Regions from separate parts of the Mus musculus genome. Here region 2 is linked to region 1. Evidence: chromatin loops called from intact Hi-C (ENCODE). Cell type or tissue: heart. All regions are shown on one strand.

The links. A loop is a pair of places that touch in the nucleus more often than their neighbours do. Peaks named below come from ENCODE experiments on the same cell type or tissue, not always from the same donor. Only the 100,000 strongest peaks of a DNase experiment are listed, where the experiment ranks them.
Region 2: a loop joins it to region 1, with 4 times the contacts of the local background. A loop is called at or near these places in 1 of 42 quality-filtered maps.

The regions. Positions count from the first base shown.
Region 1 is chr5:73,489,636-73,492,135 of GRCm38, forward strand. It overlaps Dcun1d4 (DCN1, defective in cullin neddylation 1, domain containing 4 (S. cerevisiae)), which reads left to right and starts at 1,391. Exons shown (of 11, transcript NM_178896.5): 1 at 1,391-1,556. The coding sequence starts at 1,532. In heart, CTCF peaks have their summits at 1,261 and 1,472; DNase peaks (open chromatin) are centred at 1,236 and 2,266; H3K4me3 peaks cover 2,357 bases; H3K27ac peaks cover 2,228 bases.
Region 2 is chr5:72,913,399-72,915,898 of GRCm38, forward strand. Slain2 (SLAIN motif family, member 2) reads left to right here and starts at 964. Exons shown (of 8, transcript NM_001113423.2): 1 at 964-1,615. The coding sequence starts at 1,227. In heart, CTCF peaks have their summits at 962 (motif pointing right) and 1,193; DNase peaks (open chromatin) are centred at 833 and 2,033; H3K4me3 peaks cover 2,500 bases; H3K27ac peaks cover 2,500 bases.

The DNA.
Region 1 (2,500 bases):
CCCAGGAGCCTACAAGTACCTTCCTTTGTTTATGAGACTTGGCTAAGACTCTGTCCTGTTAAGGAGACCCAAAAGAATGCTCTATGAAGAGTTCTTGTCTTCAGATGCAATTCTGATATTTTGCAATTTGATGAAGTGAATCATATGCATTTGAATGACAAATATGAAAGATTGCGTTATTGGGATTCAATTTAATTACAGAGAAATAGAGGGCGATGAGATGGAACATATCACAGTAACAAACACAGTGATGTAGATAACAAGGACTGTAAGCTGTTTTGCGCTTGTAACATTTGTCCGGATTTCAGAACTCTACAACTCAAGAGCCTGGGCTGTAGAATTCAGAATCCTAACGCAGGACCCCTTTGTTATCTTTGGTCATATCATCCAGTGCGTGTGGCGGAATCTACAGGCTGTCCAGGCTGTGGTTGGGGCAAGCGAGGTTTGGACATGGAGTGTGTGTTTGCGGTGGGGGCGGGGCGCCCACCCTCGCACATCTCAGCGTTATTGCATTACCTGTGATTGTGGAGAACTGGTTTTCAAGTACTGAAAAACTCCAAGAAACAACAAAAGCAGTATTTAGGACACTTAACAATCACAACCCCATTAACGCTTCCCTCTGCTAAACAGCGGTTTGGCCAGGTTCGACTTATGTTTCTTAGACTTTTATAGTCAGGGGACCTGGCTTATCTTGGTGTCAGGCTGACCCCAGAGCCTAATGTGGCACTAGGTTTTTCTCTCGCTGTCTGGGGACCGCAGAGGTGTCTGACGTTCAATGCCTGAAGCATTCGAAACCTTTGGCGCAAGTAACGCATGACTCTGAATAATTGACTCTGAAAAAGAGGCGCATTTCCAAAGTTGAGGACAGAAAGGTTGTGGCATAAAGGGGAGGAAAGCGGAGATATTTTTCTTCTTCTAATTTTCCGCAATGGGAAACGATTGAGGAGAACCGGCGGGACCCGGGCGCGGGCAGTAGCGGGATCTGGCCGATGGCCTCCCAGGGAACACCAGTCCCTGTGGGCTGGAGCTTGGCTCTAGGTCCCTCAGGCTGCTTTGTTTCGGATGCTTAACCCAGGTTCTCGGCTGGGCTCTCGGTTGGTCTCCCGCTCCAGGATCCGCCCGCCACAGGGCGGGGCTTCAGGGTCAAGGTGGACCAATTCCCCAGTCTCGCCCCTCCACGCGCTTTCGGACCCCTGAATGACTGACAGCCGTTGGGTCCAACCTGCGGCTCCGAACAGTGGCCTCCACCAGGGGCGGTCGGAGGCGAGACGCCGGGGCCAATCACGTTGCAGTCTAGGGGGCGGGGCCTCCTTGCCAGCTGCAGGCGGCGCAACCAGCACTTCTTCGGTCAAATGAGAGCCGAAGAGGGGCGGTCCCCCGGCTGGGGTCTAGCCAATGAGAAGGGCGGGATGGGCGGGCCGGAGAAGAAGCCGGCGGTCCTCTGTTGCGAGCTAAGGTTTGGGGAGTCGGTAGGGGGACCGCGAGTGGAGCGCGGGAGCCCGGGCGGCAGGCGGGTGTGAGCTGCCCGAAAATGCACTCGGATGCTGCAGCTGTCAGTGAGTAGCACAGAGCCAGCGGGCCCGCACACCGCGTCCGCTCCTGCGCTCCCTTCTCCACTTCTCCGGTTCCGATCGCGCTGGAGTCCCTGGCCCGGGAGCGGGTTGAACCCCTCCTGGAGTCCGAGGGCCGTGACGCTGCGGGCGGCTGGGGCGGGGGCAGGGGCGGCGGGGAGGGGGTGGGGACTGGCTGGCTTTCCGCGGTTGGGGGAGGGGGGACATTCTGGAAGGCCGGGGGCCGAGAGTCGGTGGTGCACGGAGGTGGAGACGGCGGCGGGCGCTGGCAGCTGGGGTCGGGGGTGGTACGAGCGGGCAGGGAGAGGGCCTGCGGTCCGAGTACAGGGTGAGGCTTGCGGGGCCCGAGCCGTACGGTCTACCGGGGAAGGCGGGGGAGTGCGAGGGGAGAGGGGGCGGGGACAATGGGAAGGAGGGCTGGGGGCGGGGGCGGGAACAATGGGTGGGGAGCTGGGGCAGCGGCCGGGCCGGTGAGGGGATGGGGGGTGATGTAACGGGGGCCATGGAGTGGGAGACGCCGCGGTGGGATGGGAGAGTTGTGGAGTCCGGTGTGCGGGACGGCGGTCGGGAGTGGGGAGAGGGCTTGGGGGGCAGGTGTTGGGACAGGCGGTCCCCGGAGGAGTGGATGGCGGATAGGACTGCTGTGCAGTTTGGGGGCTGGGACAGGGGTCGGGGAGGGTGTGCGGAGTGAGTTAGGAGGAAGAGTAGGTGGGGAGAAGCGGGGACTGGGAGGGCTGTCATCTTCGGGTACGGTGCTCTTGGGGCGGGGTGGGGAGCGTTGGACTGTCCATTGGGGGAGGCGCCTCCTCCCTGGAGAGGCCCGGTTCCAGCCTAGGAGGGGACCACCATTGAGCCTCGGGGTGCACTGAGGAGAGGGGGCGGGGCCGGGTACCCGGGAGGTGTCCCGAGGCTGGCAGTAGCCTCCGCGT
Region 2 (2,500 bases), 580 kb before region 1:
AAAATTCAAGGAGCATATGCCTTTAATCCCAGCTTTTGAAAAAAAGGCAGAGGATGAGTTTTTCGAGGTCAGCCTGGTCTACAGAGCGTGTCTCAGGACAGCCAGGAATACACAGAGAAACCTTGCCTCAAAAAACCCAAAAAGTCAAGACATACTATTAAAAAGTCTTTTGGGGGCGAAGGGAGAACCCAAGGAATACAATGCACATTAATTACTACCGTTGAAAGATTAGTACAGAAGTGTTTTCCATCATCCTCTTGTCTCTGGACCTGTAAACCTTAAGCCAACGAAACAAAACAACCCCTGCCCACGTGTTTTAAACGGATGAAATAATGCCTTTAAAAGTGCTTAGCGCAGTGTCTGGCTTATAGGAACCACTCAACAAATTACGGTTATCATTTTGACTTCCGAGCTCTGAACCATTCGGGATTCGGGTTCTCATTTTCAGGGGATGGAACGGACGAGCCACAGATGGTCTCTGGGGCTGCTGCCAGCTCCGACAGTCTCCGGTTTCAAGCAGGAACCAACTCAGTATTGCCAAACAAACCAAGGGAACGGTCCATGCGACCAGGCGGGGCCGTCCGACCGCGAGTCTCCGCACAGACGCCTAGGGCGGGGCTGAACCCGAGCCCGAGCCCGAGTCGGAGCCGGAGCCAGAGTCCGGTTCTGGGTCTCACACCCGCCCGCGATGAGCTTTGGGGAGGGTAGGCGGCCAGGGCAAAACTCCAGCGATAGCTTAGCCCAGCCCGGCCGGGCCCTGCCCACCTTTGCCGGCGCCCACCACACCCCTTCCGGCCGGGGCCCCGCCCCAAACAATGACCACGCCCCTCCGGGCCCTGTCCCGTTTCAGGCCCCGCCTCCAGCCCCGCCCCACCGCGAGCCGGGCGCTTAGTTCTTTCAGCCCGCGGGCGGCCACGTCCTCCCCCGACGCTCTGAGGTCACCGACCGGGCTGGCCGGCAGGGGGCGGAGGGACGGAGGGAAGATGGCTGCCGAGGCCGGATATTGGCGCCGCCTCCCCCAGTCGCGGAGCCGGCGCAGATGAGGCGGTTCGGCTGGGGCCAGCGGCGCTTCGCAACCCGAGCCGGGGAGACCCTGGCGGTGGGGCCTGGCCCTGCTCTATGCCGGCGCCTCGGCTAGCGTGAGCGGTGGCGGTAACGCCTCTCTTTCCCCCCGACCCCGCGCTTCCCCTGCGGCTTGGGGAGTCGGAGCGGGCGGCGCGGCCGGCATGGAGGACGTTAACTCCAATGTGAACGCGGACCAGGAGGTGCGGAAGCTGCAGGAGCTGGTGAAGAAGCTGGAGAAGCAGAACGAGCAGCTGAGGAGCCGCTCGGGAGCCGTGCAGGGTGCAGGCCTCCTCGGGCCCGGCAGCCCAGCTCGGGTCGGCGTGTCCACCCCTTCGTCGGGCGCGGCGTCCCCTCGGGGCTTCCCGCTGGGCCTGGGCGCCAAGGCCAGCGGCGGGGCGGGCTCCGGCCCGCGACGGACCAGCAGCGAGGACCTGCGGGACGCCACCTCCTTGCTGGCGGCCGGCGAGGGAGGCTTGCTGGACGAGGTAGAGCCGCTGCGGCCCGACGAGCTGGAGCGCTTGTCAGGCTGGGAGGAGGAAGAGGAGAGCTGGTGAGCGCGGGGCGCTGGGCCCGGTGGGCCTGCGGGGCGGAGGGGTGTCCCTGGGGGAAAGCAGGGTGGGCTCGGCTTGTGGTGGGGACGCTGGCTTTTGCCTGTTTCTGCTGCGGGCGGGCAGGTCCGCTGGAGTTGGGGGGTTTCGAGGCGTGCCTTGGAAACGGGTTTGTAGCTAGTTCTCTGGGTCGTGGAACCTCTGGGTGCAGGACCCAACTGGACCCAGATGGGATCTGTGGCTTGGCACAGTCCCCCGTGGGCCCGCACGCTCAGAGCACTCAGAGGGTACCAAGCTGCTTCGTAGGAAGGGATCCTGCTTTGTGTGAAAGACGGGCTTTCGGATGGTGGTCTGAGCGGTTTGGATTGTAGGGAGGGGTCTGCTTCAAGAGGTAACAACCAGGTGCGGGGACATAGAGAGTAGCTACTAGCAGGCAGTGCTTTGGACCGGAGTGAGATGGGGATGTTTGTGGGGAGGCCGGGTGGACGTCACTCCCCTTTGGGTAGTGGGGGGAGTAAAGCTTTGCTTTGTGTGAGGAGGGCAGTGGAGAGGGATGGGGCTGCTTTGTGTGAAGTCGGTGGTGGATCGGGGAACCCTGAATTTTATATTGGAAAACAAGAATTGCATACGACATAATTTCGGAGCCGTGAAGCAATAGTTAGTTATCCAAGCTGACTATCATTTCCGTGCCTGCCATCCTGGAGGCAGAGAAAGGGTCCTAGTTAAAAATCTAGACCAAAGCCGGAGTTATCACGAGGCACCTCTTGACGAGCTGAGGTGACCCCACACCTTAAAGTCACACTTTTCGGTAGGCCATGAGAAGCTTTCCCTCGAGTTTTATTTTTGATTAAAAAAACACCTGCTGGAAATATCCTCATAATTCATCC